Linked DNA regions of Mus musculus: region 1 is linked to region 2. The links are chromatin loops, found by intact Hi-C in ENCODE. Cell type or tissue: heart. All regions are shown on one strand.

What was found. A loop is a pair of places that touch in the nucleus more often than their neighbours do. Peaks named below come from ENCODE experiments on the same cell type or tissue, not always from the same donor. Only the 100,000 strongest peaks of a DNase experiment are listed, where the experiment ranks them.
Region 1: a loop joins it to region 2, with 2.1 times the contacts of the local background. A loop is called at or near these places in 3 of 42 quality-filtered maps.

Annotation. Positions count from the first base shown.
Region 1 is chr3:149,229,843-149,237,842 of GRCm38, forward strand. The region is part of intron 2 of Gm30382 (a long non-coding RNA gene); the gene reads right to left. Among named protein-coding and RNA genes, the nearest start is that of Gm1653, 41 kb to the right of the region's middle. In heart, no CTCF peak of the experiment used is centred here; a DNase peak (open chromatin) is centred at 4,139.
Region 2 is chr3:149,440,626-149,448,625 of GRCm38, forward strand. Gm30382 (a long non-coding RNA gene) reads right to left here and starts at 4,974. Exons shown (of 3, transcript XR_001784032.1): 1 at 4,477-4,974. A630039O03Rik (a long non-coding RNA gene) reads left to right here. Exons shown (of 6, transcript XR_376220.3): 1 at 1-4,495. In heart, a CTCF peak has its summit at 4,883; no DNase peak of the experiment used is centred here; H3K4me3 peaks cover 1,023 bases; H3K27ac peaks cover 923 bases.

The sequences.
Region 1 (8,000 bases), 210 kb before region 2:
CGTCTTGGAACCGAGTGTCAGTCCTCAGAATTATGCCTTTTCTTCAGTGTACACACTCAGGGAACTCGAAGGCAAAACAACAGCTCAACAGCAGCTATTTTAAGCCTTGTAAAACCCACCCAGAGATGCAGAATGACTGAACCCACAAACCTCATTGTAGCGTGAAAACAGGGGGGAGGTCCTTAGATGCATACTCTTGTCATTGAATAAAACTTGACAACACTCAGCCAGTATTCAAATTAATAAAGTCTTTAAGAAGAACTTGCACTTGATTGGCTAATCTTTGAAAACACTTTACATAATGGTGGCCTCACTTAACTCTTGCCAATTCCCGAATATTCTCAGATGTAATCTAAGCAAAGTGTCGCTAATGTGGGGTATGATTCTGAGAACCATAGATTAGAAACCAAACAAAACAACAATAACAAAAACCAACCAAACCAAACAGTTTAGTTAGTCAATGCAGCTTGAGCCTGACATCCCAGGATGAGGAGACAGAAGACGATCAGAAGTTCAAGGTCACATACAGAAACTGGGCTACTGTCTGAAAGGGGAGGGTGGGTAAGCGAGAGGAGAGGAGGAGAAGAAATAAAATTAGCAACTGACGCAGGTTCATTCTGGACCTGAGTCTTAGGCCTAACCTAAAGCAGTACCCCTTGGCATTTGTGCTGGGCATTAAGGACAGTGGCATCTAGACTCTTCCCTCTCCATTTTTATCCCATTTAGTGTTTTATGCTCCCAAAGGTACAAGTGAGTTCCCAGTTTTTTGATTCATCGATCATTGTATGAGCCTCAGCTTGAGTAAAGGTGGGCTTACCTCTTTCCTTAAAACGAATACATTATGGTGTCTGGAAACACAGCTCAGTGGTTAAGAGCACTGGCTGCTCCTGCAGGCGACTGGAGTTTGGTTCCCAGCATCCACACTGGGTAGCTTCCTGAGCATTGGTAACTTTGTTTCTAGGGCCTCACCAGCCTTCTGATGGTATTGCATGGACATGTGCATGTAGAGACGAGGAAGTATACACATGAAGACGATATTTAAAATGCCTTATTTACAGTCTCTCTACTCCCTCCTAAACTCATGACAAGTTTCTGGATTACCACAGAGGACCAGAGAGAGAATCCTTACCCCTTGAGACTTCTGCTTAGACTTTTCATCAGAGGGTGACTCTTCCCAGGCTAGCTGTGGGGTTGGCTCGCCCCTTTCCATCAGCACATGGGCGGTACCACGTTCCTGTCTCTGAAATGTGTTTTGATTCATTCCTAATATTCCTTTTCAATAGCATAAGCACTCCCCTTAAGTCTGGGTTAATATGCAACCTGTAAGTTCTTCCTTCTTTCAATAAGCCCAACTGTGCCCAGGTATGTGCTAGAACGCTAGCGACCCATCCTGCTAAACCATGGTTCGTTCCTTCTCCACTTCATCCTACCATCAGACATTTTACTCTCCACACTCTACTTGGTCCTAAGAGGTATTCATCTCTCAGTGGGCCCTCTGGCCCTGAAGGCAATGAAGCACACAGGAATGAACAGAAAATCCTAGGGATGTTTCTAGGGAAAGGAACAACTTGAATTGTTCTTAAAGAAGATGCCTGACTGGAAGGGAGGGGAGGAACTTGCATCCGCAGTCCTGCTATCACCATGGAAATATAGCTAGTGGTCAGGGCACAGTGTGCACTAAGGGAAGGTCTTTGTGTCTAGTACTGTGGCCAGCACCGGGCTTGCATCTGCATCTGCATCCTCTTCCCTTCATCATGGCTTCCTGGACAAGCTCTTTGTCACTGTCTGCTCTGAAGCAAAAATTCATGATACCACACGCTTGTTGCAGATAGTCCTTAGTTTTGCAATCTCAAAAAGCTGTGCTTACACATTAGGTCTATTTCAGCCTTCCACAGATGTTTGCTGAATGTTTGATTGCTTACTATGCACAAGGCCACAGGTTAGGTACCAGGTGGTCAATACAAACAAGGATAGACTCTGAAGCATCTCAGCTATGCCTTCCAGGTCCTAGAGCATTCATAGTAACAGTCACTTTAGTCCTACTCCATGTTGGTGCTCCCCCAACCCTCTCACTCTATTTGGAGCATTGCAAACGTTATGGGGAGCCAATAGAAATTTATTTCTTAGCCAACATAAATGTATCTGTAATCTTTAAGGTCATGTTGCGTGGACTTTCTGTGGATCTACTCAGTTACTGGCTCTGTCATCCAGGCAACTATTTTCCACTATAAGATGCAGGGTTTGTGTGTTTATCTCATGAGGTTGTAAAAGGGTTAAATAAGATACTCTGCTTAATGGGTCCAATACTGCTATGTGCTTTTGATATACCACAACTTAGTGGTTTTAAGGTGAATTAAAAAAAAAAAAGAAAAGAAAGGAAGAGGAAAGGAAGGAAAGAAGGAAGGAAGGAAGGAAGGAAGGAAGGAAGGAAGGAAGGAAGGAAGGAAAGGAAGGAAGAAGGAATGGAGGAAGGAAAGAAAAAAGACAGACAGACAGACAGACAGACAGACAGACAGAAAGAAAGAAAAGAGAGGAAGGAAGAAAGGAAAAGAAAGAGAGAGGAAGAGAAAGAAAGAAGGAAAGAAAGAAAGGAAGGAAGGAAGAAGGAAAGAGGTCACACTCAGTGTGAGAGGGTGGGGAGCTCAGAGGACAATTTGCAGACCTAGGTTCCACCAACTGGGTCCTGAGAGCAACTTAGGTTGCCAGGCTCGGTGACAAGTATCTTGATAGCCACTACCATTCGTCTCAGCCAGCGCGCTGAGTGATTTGAAGCCGCTGACTGAGTTCCTCCTAACACAGTGCTCACCATTAGCAGTGATTTTATTTAATTAATTAATTTCAGCTTTTCGGTGGTTGGGAAAGCATACTATAGAATGATTCTCCTTTAACCTCCAGTTCAGTATCCAAAGACCAGCATGAGGCAGTCTGTACTCAAACTGGCCTTTATACTTACTTGCTTTTCCTCAACTGGAAGCTGGTGGAAATGTTCGGACCACGTCAGAGATGGGCTGTGCTAACTGTGACCTTCAGGAGACTGTTTGTTGTGCCTTGTCTTAAGATCTAGTGCATCCTAGACTAAAAAGAAGCATTTGAGAAATACCTAATTGAATCCAAGTCCACTGGACACCATTGGCAACACCCAAACGACAACACTTCTCAGAAAAACACAAGAGCCTTCTGAAGTGGGTTGTATCCTTTCTTCCTGCTACAGCTCATTATTGGCCCTAGTTTTAGTCTCTCCTCTGGGCCCTTCACCTCCGTCTTTTATACTAGAACACTTGGAGTTCTTGGTCAGCCTTTCTTCCAGATCTGCTCCAGCTGGCTTTCCTACCTTCACCTCAGCACTAACACAGCCCAGAGCTCACCGCCTCTATCCCCTTCCCACACTTCCTCACCACACTCAAGCTGTTCGTGCATCTGTCCTTGAATCCTTTCCTCCCACCAGCTCCAGGTTAACTCCCCCAAACAGCATTTCCTCCAAGCCTCTCTCTCAGCCTCTGCTTGTTCACTTACCTAAGAAAGCCCACAGCCCTCAGTCCAGTTTTTAAGGCTCTACATAAATCTCTTCCCACCTTTCCTAGAAACATTTAGATTTAATGCTTGGCTCTGTGCGCTCTCAGCTCTAGTCTGGAAAACTCACTCACAGTCCTCTTCTAGCCCATTTCTTAGGTTCTCTCCAGAGTTTGGCTTCTGCTGTGTTCCCATTGTCAGTACATCGTTCTATTTTTTCCATCGGTACAAATCCTGCCCGTCCTTCCAGATAGAGTTAGAAGCCCATTTTATTCACGGGATTTTCCTTCTGTATCAGCCAACAATGACAGACTTGTTCACTTAAATCCTGTCACAGATGTTTATTGAGTGCTTACTATAGACCAGGCAATATGGTAGGTGTTAGATTACCAGGAAGAATGGGGGTCAACTCTATTCTGAAGACTCTCAGCTCCCCACTTCCTAACTGCTGTAGTATTTACAAGATGACTCATTTTGGCTCTAGTTACATATTTCTGATTGCACCACCCCCCCCCCCCCGCCCCGTCTTCTTAATCTTTTCAGATGGCTCTAAAAATATCTTCCAGTGAGTGATTTATACATAATGGAAGTTTGTTTCTCATCGTGCAGGAGGCGGAGAAGCCCAAGGTCAAGGTGCCTGCAGATTCAATGTTTGGCAAGAGTTCCTTTTCTGTTTCCCAGAAGGCGTCTCCCTGCTTTGTTCATACAGAACACACACCTCCCTTCCCTTCTCAAAGGCACCAGGCCTTTTCACGCGGACCCGCATCCCAATTGATCTAGTCATTCCCCGAAAGTCTTACCTCTTAATATTGCCACACAGCAGGAGTTTCAACATATGGATTTTGAAAGGACAAACATTTGAACAAACATTTTCCGTGAAATGGGGTCATGGTAATGCCCAGTTCTTAGGAAATCAAGAAGTGTTATCTGAAGAAACTTGTAAGCTATGCCACCCCTGCTAGGTGCCAGGGATCAATTAGGAAACTTCTTTCTCCATAAGCTGGCATGTTAACAGTTGACTGAACTAATTTAAGACCACTAAAATCTACACTATTTGTTGCATGGGGGTCTACTATTTATAAAGCTAAAATCAGTACCTTTCTCTATACAATTTTTTTCTACCTTCACTGCTTTGGACTCATGGGTAAACACTTGGAGGATAATTAATGATCATCCACTATTAATGGAATAGGCTGTGATCTTCCTGGGCTGGTACAGGTACCACAGATACATCTTGAAGTCAAGTACGTGGTCATGTGCACGGGAAATCCTGTGGGGCTGCCTCCGAGCTGTTTAAGATTGGGGACTTGTGAGCATCTGCAGGAAGAGGTTGTCAATATATTTGAATGACAACACAGATTGGGAGCACTCTGAGATAAGGAGGCTGTAGGTAACCATAGGGTTGGGTGTAAAACATTCAGTACACAGTGTTATTTGTTCTCTTTGGGCCTCTAAGGGAAGAGCCAGACTCCTATCTCTGGGTAACCGTAATCATATCCAACAGACTAAATCCCCAATTTGAACTTTTTAAATGAAAATATTTCAGTTATTTTTTTTAGATTTATTAATTTATTTTATGTATATGAGTACACTATAGCTGTCTTCAGACACACCAGAAGAGAGCATTGGCTCCCATTACAGATGGTTGTGAGCCACCATGTGGTTGCTGAGAATTGAACTCAGGCCCTCTGGAAGAGCAGTCAGTGCTCTTAACTGCTGAGTCATCTCTCCAGCCCCAAACCTACCATTTTTATATGGATTTCATATTTGGCTTTGGACCATCACAATGAAGTCTGATTGAAAGTTTTTGACATTTGACTTCAATTCCATTAAAGTCTACCCATCAACTTGTTAGAGATGTTGAAACCAGAGATGCCTCAAATGGTCACCAACAATACTTCCAAAAGTACATTAGGTAAAGCTGAGGAGTCAGGGAGATGAGTCAGTTGGTAAGGCTCTGGCTACATGAACATGAGGAGCTGACGTACATAAAAATCCAGCTGTGGTGTCAGGATCCAGAAATCCCTGCATTGGAGAGACAGAGACAGGTGGATGTCTGGGGAGTTTTGGCCAGTATTTCTAGTCAATCCATGAGCTCCAAGGACTCTCCAAGTGAGAGACCCATTCTCAGAAAAAATTAAGGTGGAAAAATGATTGAGGAAGATGACTGACATTAAACACTGGCCTCTACATGTACATCGACCTACTTACACGCATAACTATACCACACACACATATACATTCATCTATCTACACACACACAACTATATAACCACACACACATGTGCACTCCTCTACTTAACACACACAACTATATAACCACACACACTCATATACACCAGTTCTCTCAGGCCCACACGCAAACAGACAGAGAGAGGTGGGGGAGATAGGGAGATGGAGAGGAAGAAGGAGAGGGAGATGGGGTGGGGGAGGAGAGAAAGAGAGGGAAAATGCAGTAAATAAATACATTGTAGCAGGATAAGTATGTTTGTATTAGCTTAGCCCTTGGGCAAACTTATGCTAGAATTTTAAACAACAAACAGACAAAAAAAAATCGGATTTAATTTTCTTGTTCCCAAATATGGAAAGTTTATACATTTGAAATAAACTTTCCTTTGGGTATCACTGACATAGGTAATAGCAAGGTAGAGATATTTACATAAGTAGAAAGTATGTTTAAAGCAGAAAAAAATGTAAGCACTGTTTTTCAAACAGTATCGCCCCTCTGAAACAGAGAAAAACCTCAATAGAAGGAACTCCTAATTGGGCCTTATAAAAATTTAAACAGAAAGTCATGTTAAACATTAACTATCTTTTTTTTTCCCCTTCCACTCAAGGTAAAAAAGTTTTGAAGACCTATAATGACATTGTTTCTTCTTATTGACTTACAAAGGTGCTTTCCTTCCTGGCTACCTGTTTATAAGCAGTTTGTTAATTATCAAGCTGTAACCCTGAGATGAATTTGTCATGGAAATCACCAGTGGAAGCACCGAGGAAGGAAACGGTGTGCAGACCACTGCAAGGGAGCAGCGTAGCCAACGTGAGCTTTGCAGTCATTATCAGTATCATTTCTGGACCATCCTGGCTAGACGGCAACTCCCACAGGTCCAGACGGTATTCCTCACATCTATGTGTTATAACGTTGCTTTTAATTATTTATAAAACAAGCAAACATTAAGAGAGAAAAGACTCCGTGATACAAGACAGCGAAATGAGTTTGAAAATCTACTTGGTTTTCTTTCTTTAAGAAATTTGAATGTAAAATTTTATTTACTGTTTTATATGTGTCTGTGCATGTGTATGCAGTGTGTGTGTGTGTGTGTGTGTGTGTGTGTGTGTGTGTGTGTGTGAGTGTGTGAGGTATGACAGTGTGCATATGCAAATATCAGAAAAGAACACAGTGCAGTTGGTTCTTTCCTTCTAACGTCACTCTGGGCAGAAAGTCCCTCTGCTGTCAGAGTCATCTAACCCCACCCCAACCTCTTTGTTACTATAGCCTTTGACTAATTGTCTAAAAATAAAAACTCTATTTGACCTAGGAAACTACATGAGTAGAATATTTCATTTCTCTTCTTATTAGAGGTCACTGGTGGTTCATCAAGACGAGGATGTAATTTGTAAACTTCTTTTAGATTTATTTGTGTGCATGAGTGTTTTTTCTGCTTGCATGTATGTACACCATGTGTTTGCTTTGTGTCTGAGGAGGTCAGAAGAGGGTGTCAGATCCCTTAGAATTGAAGCTATCTTAGTGTGTAATCTATGATTAAAAGTGAACAAGAGATGGCTGGGGATGTGGCTCAGAGGGTGCTTGCCTACCATTTGATCCCCAGAACCTAAATCAAGCATGGTGGCTCATGCCTATAATCCCAGCACACAGGAGGTGGAGGCAGGAAAATCAGGAATTCAAGGTTATCCTTAGCTACAGAATGAGTTCAAGGTCACCCTTCAGAACATAAAACCTTGTTTCAAAATAGTAAAATAAAAATAATAATAATGATAATAAATGAGCTACAAATTCCTTGTTAAGGAAGAGCAGGTTAGAGGATTCAGTACATTAAAATGAATAATGAGCCAGGTGTTGGTGCTGCACGCCTTTAATCCCAGTACTTGGGAAGCAGAGGCAGGTGGATCTCTGTGAGTTCAAGGCCAGCCTAGTTTACAGAGTGTGTTTCAGAACAAACAAACAAATAAACAAACAAATAAACAGAAAAAAAATCAAGCAAGAGTTAGATTTATCATAGTAATAATTTAAAGGTCTGATGAACTTTCATTATTATCAGAATTTTTTTGTTTGTTTGTTTTTTGTTTTTGTTTTTTCGAGACAGGGTTTCTCTGTATAGCCTTGGCTGTCCTAGAACTCACTCTGGAGACCAGGCTGGCCTTGAAACCAGAAATCCGCCTGCCTCTGCCTCCCAAGTGCTGGAATTAAAGGCGTGTGCCACCATGCCCAGCTCAGAATTATTTTTTAGTTAACCGGTTTAAATAATTGT
Region 2 (8,000 bases):
CATTTGAGAATTAAGTTGTCTGAATATTTTTTTTCAAACTTCCCTGGAGAGGAATGTCTTTTCGTTTTATTTTCAATTTCAAGGAGCTGACATTATTTTTAGGCAAAAGAATTCAGTGACTGGACTTATGAGTTGAGCAGGGAGGGATAGCTCCTTTTAGTGGCTTGAGGTCAGCTGTGACACCTTGAACTAAATGTATCTTCCTCTGGCCTCTTTCTCTTTGCCTTTCATGGTGGAAATACAACTCCAGTAATTTGACTTGAGAAATCAAATCTGAGTGGAGTGCCTTATAGGCTACTGAACTCACTCAGCAGAGAAGATGGTAGGATAAGCTCAAATTTAAATTGATTCCCAGATTTTCCCACTCCAATGGCTGACATCTAACTTGGCTAATCCATATGAAACTGGTCTATTAAACTAGCTGTAAAGACAAATTCTTGGGCTTTCCTCCTGCCAGCAGGTAGAGAATTTGGACTTAGAAGAGCAGCCCATCTGTCGGATATTTTAAGTATGATTTAAAAAAATACTAGTGTCACACAATGATGGCAAAATTTTTTCTTTTGTTCCCCAATAAATATGTATCTTATACGATCACTACTGTCCAATGGCCTCTACATCTTTTTTTACTAGATTTTATATGGATCCTGTGCCAGTGCTTGTTTATATTGTATAACCACAGGTCAATGATCAGTGTTTGAATCAGATTCCCATGGGTGACCTGTGTAATAGTTCATCTTTTCACACTGGGATGAAAGACAATAGAGGAAGTTTGAAGCTACCACAAACAGGCAGACAGAAGGAAGGCTGCTCTCACTTCTCTGTAAGGAGGGAGTCTTTTCTTTGCCTCACAAAGTGGGCAACACCTATGACATAAAAACAGTTAACTGTGCTGAGTGGCACACAGTCAGCATATTTAAATATTCCCTATCATGCTATCTGTCATCTACTCCTGCTTTGTAAATGGGTTGGTGATATTTTGTCTGGGGAAATTTCCATACAGATGTTCCTAGTGAATAGAACGGCAGAAGAAAGGGCTATTTCAGACTGCATTTGAAGGATGGTTCCACAAGACGGTAGAATATACTTTTCTTATGTGAACTGTTGTTTGGCTCAACATGTTAATTGTTATCAGAACTTCTCTGGAGTTACTAGGAATGGTAGTTAGATAAAGCCCCGGGTTAATTTCCATCAATACCAAGCTCCTTACACCGTTGATATTTCAAACATATAAAAAGCTGTCAATCTTGGTCAGACAGAATAAAGGAGGTGGTTGTTGTAAGACTGAGCAGACATGCCAGTCAATTACAGATGTGATTCTGTGTTCTACTCTACTAGAGTAACCATTCCTGGCATGCCACCAGTGAAATAACTCTTTAAGACTGCTATAATGCTAATACAGATCAAAAGGAAAAGCGATGAAGAAGTTGAAAAACCAGAAAAAGACACCTAGTTCTGGTATGTCCAGACAACAGATGGGTAAGTTGGATAAGATATGTTTGCTATAGGGAGAGGGAAAGAAGTACACTGACCGATAAGCCAGGAAGTCATCGTTATATGTGATTTCAAAGGAAAGGCAGGTTCAAATCCCATGTCTGCACAACTCCATGGCCTTGACAAAGTCAATTAACTTCTCGGAACCTTCATGGTTTTATCTACAAAGTGTGTACAATGGTCCCCTTGACCTGACAGCATTGCTATGAAGATTAAAATTATTGCAAACAAAGCAATAAGGATCTGATAAGTGTCCCCTGGATACCATAACCAATCCACACTCCAATAACAGTTCCAGGGTCTGGGAACTGTTTAGTGTGGCAGAAAGTCTTCCTGAGAAGCTCTGGGTGTGTGCAGATGTAGCAGCATCGGATGCTCTCTGATGGTGCAGATCATTTCTCCTCAGGCAGGGTTGCACATTGCCATGACTCCCACTGAACACTCCCAAAGTTCTGGACAACTTATTAACACCCCCTATAGTATCCTTTTAAGATGGAAATTTATCTTTTAAACTGCATTCGGTAAAACCAGCAGAAGGGACTCAGGGGGGAATAACAAACCACTATTAAATACAGCCGTGAGGGTTCTCGGTGCTCAACATTTTGCTGCAAGGCACACTGAAACGGAGTGGATGTAACTTATCCTGAGCAGTTGCTTGAATGAGTTAGTGGAGGAATGGGAAGTGTACAGATGAAGCAGAGGAACCCAGGGGGAGTTGAAGGCTGTGACCATTTTATTTAGGATGCACAGTAAGACCTGACTAAAGGCATAGGAGGTCGGTCTTTGGAGACTTTCTTGAGGTTAGCAAACAAACGCAAGCATCTATAAAAATCCCTGCTTTTGAAATAGCCCTGTGAAATGATGGCTTGGGATTCCGGGGGGGAATGCCTACAAACCTATCAAATCCATGTAATGTGAATGCAAAGAGAATGTCTAGTTGGCGGCATTTTCTCAGGTCCCCAGAAGAGTGCCTTGCCTAGTTTCTCTGTCTCTCCTTAGCTTGCCTGCTGACAGAGTATCTGTGGTTTCCTTTGTTCTGAAAGGGCACCCTTTAGTTCACAGTAGTCTGAAGTTCGCCCAGCCAGGCTATCCTGTACACTCTCTATCTGTCTGAGTCTCCCTGTGGGGTTTGGGGCAATGAGTGGGACTCCCATCCAAATCCCTTTGGCTGTAGGAGAGTCTCCCTTGACCATAATCCTTTTCCCCCTGTAGTACTGAGGCTCATATGAAAAACTACAATGACAATGACTGCGCAGGACATATTCAAGAGCAGCCCCATGGCTCCCACAGATACTTTCAATCAGCCTTTCCTGGCAAGCCTCAGCTTACTGTACAGCTCAGTAAAAGAGTTTGAAAAGAAACTCTAATTGCTAGGTAAGCCATAAGTCAAATTCCTCTTTTCTCACCGTGAAGGGTTTTTATTACCCACGGCTGTAAATGCCAGCCCCCATCCTTGCAGAATAGCTTTCAGACCAGAGGACAAATAAAATGCTAAGAGGCAAAAGATATGTATCTGTTAAATTCTACATATAGCACCCTAACAAATGCCGGAGGCAGAGAGCTAGCCCTCTGTACAGTAGCAACACTTGTGCCGATGGGCTTCTTTATGCTAGCAATGACAGAGTTCCATGCCCTGCACTACTGGACTCAAAATTCAGAGTGCAATCTTTTCAGCACAGCATTCAGTACCAAAAGGAAAAAGGAAACACACAGTTCTGACACTGAGATATTTTATGTGGATAATAAATCCACCCCCCCAAACTCTACTAACTACAAGTATCTACCTAGAAGATAGAGTCTGAAATTTATGACATCAGAATGATTGGGTATACCAGAAAACATTTTTTCCCCTTCTTTTCAGGACTGTCAACTTTGTTTACTGTTTATGTTCAATTCTATCTCCTACAAGGGATTAAATATCCTTGTCAGAGCCATATGTCAAAATGCAAAATCATATTAACAAAGAGTATGTTCAAAGACAGATGACATTTATCTCCGTTGCAACTGGAATGTTCTAATTATATTTGTACTAATTCAAAAGATTTTTTTGAATTTGTAATTTCATGACATTTTGATGTGATTTAAAGTTAAAATGACTATGGAATGATTAAAATATTATTACAAGTCACTTCAAGGAAACACAGTTGAAGTATTACAAGCTAAGGGATTGCTTTCAGAAATAAGACGTATATTGTACAATCTATTAACCACTTCCACACATTTTTAAACCGAATATAACCATTTGACTATTGAAATCATTCTTAAATAACGATCTCCACTGTGCTATATACATGGCAGGGTTTAAAGAGCCCCTTTACAGTAAAGTTTTCTAAAATACGATTTAAATTTAAAAACAATACCTACCAGCACGTCTAACAACAGTAACGGAATCCAACTAATTGCAACACTTCTGCATAGCCTAGTAATTTGTGAATTGTGCAGAATAAATCTATTTGACAGGCCAGTTAGCAATAGAGCCTCTAGCATGCTGCCATGCCGCAGAATGAAGTAAGAGCTACCGTTTTCTCGCTGATGTCAAAAACATTTCAACAGTTAAATTTTTTTTTTCTTTTCCAGAGAAAATGCTGCAAGAAGGTTCCAGGTTCAGGCAAACAATACACAGCCACCTTCTCACGGTTGAATTTTACACTTGGCTGTAATTGGCAGAAGTTAAACCATCTAAAGAGGTTATTATTTTTTTAAGAGGGAAAACTTGATAGCCAATTGTATTTCTAGGTTAGAGAGTAGACACTCTAATCTTCCTTGCTTGGTAAAACTGAAGCTGGCTATGTGGAAAATAAACATCCAAATACCCCCGCACTTAAACAATTGCACCTACACCGTTAAGTAACAAAAGCCAGAGACACCTGGAATCACAGCATTTGCGCCCTGTGCCAGCAACAATGTAACGCATTCCAGTGACATTTGACAATGAGCAGACAGAAGAGGCATTACACGCGTCTTTAGAAGAATCAGGCTTCCTACCTTCAAGAGACAGATGGAGGTAAGTTCCTTTATAAGAAAAAGTTGTAAGCAAAACCAGGCAGCAGTTGAAGTCAATTGAGTCCTTTCTGCTACTGTATACATACAGCAGTTCTGCAATAAGGGGAGAGATAGAATGGGAGGAGCGGCTGTGAACGAGTGACCTCCTCAGGCTGAGTCCTCTCCGGGAACCACACACTGACAACCAGTTTCTGATTTGCATGGATTATCTCCACTTGACCAGATCCTCCGCAGATACATTTAAAAGGAGCTGGTACAATGGTTAAAATGATGAGAGAGAGAGAGAGAGAGAGAGAGAGAGAGAGAGAGAGAGAGAAACAGACACGAGATCGCAGAGCGTGGATAAGCTGGGGCGTGCAGAATTGTGTCTCAGAAGAGCTACAGCTCCCTCTTCATGCCACAGTTGTAAGATAAGAAATGTTGTCATTACGAGCTGGTTAATCATAGTGAGAAATAGAGCCAGCTTAGTCCGAATGACACCTGCTCTGATTTCTGTGGACATTTTATGAATCTTCTTATATTGTCAGTAGGATTTTAGAGAGTATAACAGAAATATTTTACTAGTATCCAGGTAAACAAATTTAGACAAAGTACCAGTTTTGAATAAGATTAGTGCTTTAATTTGAATGGAGTAGCTGACAAGGGAAGAACATAATTTGCTGAAAGAAATATTGATTTGAATGGGAACTGATCCCTGGCAACTTTTAACATTACTTGCATGTATTCCAATGCAAATAGAAAATGATAATCTAATATTTATGAATAATTGATTGTCTGAAAGAACTCAAATCTGCTGCTGAAAAGAGGTTGTTTCTTTAAATCTCTTTAAATAACTGTTTTCATATTAATTTTCTCCTATGCTACAGATGTATCTTTACATATATAGGTGTTATTCACTTCCCCATTTAGCATCTTCAGAGAGATTGTCTGGTTGGTTATAGATTCATGTTCTCCTTTGAAAGCTGAGAAAGGCAGGAGAGGGTATGATTCTAACTTTTACGAGCAACAGCCACTTGGCAATTCCACAGAAGATCTGGAGCGAAGCGGGGGGGATGTGTTTGAGTGAGTTAGTATGAAGCCTGCCTTGTCTCTGGCAAGAAGCAGCTGCAGAATGCCCAACCAGTCACACGATTAGGCTTCTCTATGGAAAATCGGTAAAACCAGCTGTTGAACCAAACTGGTCACAGTTATGAGGAAGCTGGTGTTGACATGATATGAGCCAAGTGACACAGGTTAGGTATCTTTCAGTGCTAATCTCTCAGCATAAACACACAAGCATTTACAGAGGGCAAGAGAGATCTCCCAGCATCTGCCCTGTTGCTGCTGTTGCTGATGCTGTTGCTGATACTGTTGCTGCTGCTGCTGCTCTGTCTCTCCTGTCAGGAAAGATACTCTGTGACTGACGAGATGGACACATGTGATACTTTAAAAGAAACTGTCAAGGAAATGATAAGGAATTTCCATGAGACTGTAGAAGATTAGGGATTTTGAAAGTGGGCAGACTCAGTGGAAGTAACATTGTTTAGGAGACCATTGCTCATAAGTACTGGGTGAAGACAACAGTTATTTTCTGACATTCTGTAGTCTGATTGTTATGTGAAGGAATGGCTCCTTCCACTGAGTTCCTTTTTCTTCTTTCTTTCTAAATATCATTTGACTACAACTTGTAGATAACTCTGACTGTAACATTATTGGGGTCTTAATACCTTCTTCAGGCTGCAAGCTCTTTGAGTCAAGAACTGTGTAGGTCATAAGCCCTTTAGGACACTTCTCCAGGTAGTCTGAAAGTTCTGTTTATCTAGTTTAGATATTTCACACAATTCTTTTGGTAGAAAATAGATTGAAATTACTGGCCAACTACACTAGTTATTCCTGTAATACCTAGAGTCAGAAATTATTTCTTCCTTATTTTTATGAAATAAAGTAAGGATAATATAGGTGACATGCCATGCACAGGATAGAAAGGCCAGTAGTAGTTGGGTCTGGTTGTGTGTTTTCATGAAACCATGATGTTACATGCCTCCTCCTTGTATTGGGAACATCTTCCTGAAGGTGTTTAGAATTTGAGTTGTAACCTTTTGGTCACCACTACTGACTTGGAAAATTACCAGTATTGTGAACATAGGCATGTTGCTTAATATTTGTAAAAATAGGGGTAACACAATGCCCTCTCTTATATCACTGGCAAAGGTAACAAAGATGAGGTACCTGGCAAACATCTACTCAAGCAGCAGAATCAGAATCTGTTGTTATAATTATTAGAAATCTCTTTCCATTGAGTCAACATGCCTGCCTCTGTGAAGTGTTAGTATGGTGCCCATTAGATGCAGAAAGCAGAGAGTTTCTTTGTTTGTCCTTGGCTCTTTTCTGTTCTTTGAGGGAGACTCATTCCTGGTCCCTGACAACCAGAAGGAATGGCATCTCTACCTTTTTATAACAGACAGAAATAGAAGCACGCTTCTCAGGAGAGCTGGAGAGTGCGTTGTGGCAGCAGAGCCAACCTTCTGCACAGGAATAGGAAATGGCTGGTGTGGTACAACGTGAAGGGCACCCAGAAGCTCTCTGGTCCAGAAATATCTCCCCATCTGTCCCCTCCTATTCCCTGAAATGCCACCATTAGGGGCTCGTTTCTGTGTTTTACTGGCTTTCCATTCTTTTTTTTTTTTTTTTAACTGCACACAGAGTTTGCACATTAACACATTTACACTTGAGTGATACGTGAGTTCACAGTAGTTTCACTCGTTCTATCTGAGATAGTTTCTCTAGCAGCTAGGTGAAGACCAGCATTCCAAGAAGCCAGACTTCAAGTCAGGCAAAGAGGAAACTTGCTTGGTGTGTGCAGTACTGTGGGACAAAAAAGTTGCTGTGTGCATGGAGCCATTGCTACATTTCTTATGATGTATATATTTTTATGTGTATGCATGGTGTTTGTTTGCACATGTATATGTGGGTACATGCATGTGTGATATGCACTTGCACAGGTGTGAGAGTGGATGTGCAAGTTGGACGACAACCTCAGGCAACATCCCCCTTGTTATTTGAGACTGCATAGTCCATTGGCCTTGAACTTGCCAAATAGGCTCTATCAGCTGGATAACAAATCTCTAGGATTTGCTTGTTGCTTGTCCCTGCCTTCTCTGTGCTTATTGTGCGTGTGTGTAAGGGGGGGGGGCAGTGAAGGGAGAGAGAGGGAAAGAAGGAGAGAAAGACAATGACAATTTACTTAATGTTCATAAGATTCTCTTTACTGTGTGGTTGGTATAGAGAATAAAGGCAAGTTACCCAGGAAACGTTTAACCAGTAGACTATTGTTCTAATTACTAGAAATCTGTTTCCATTGTATTGAAATGCCTGCCTCTGTGAACAGTTACTAAGGTGGCATTGGATGTAGAAAGAAGATGGTTTCTTTGTTCTAGGGAAGAAATTTGGGCATTTGTGTGAATGGCAAGTGGGTTCCAGGGTTCCAGCCATGGTCTCCACACTGGCTTGATACATCCAATGCTACC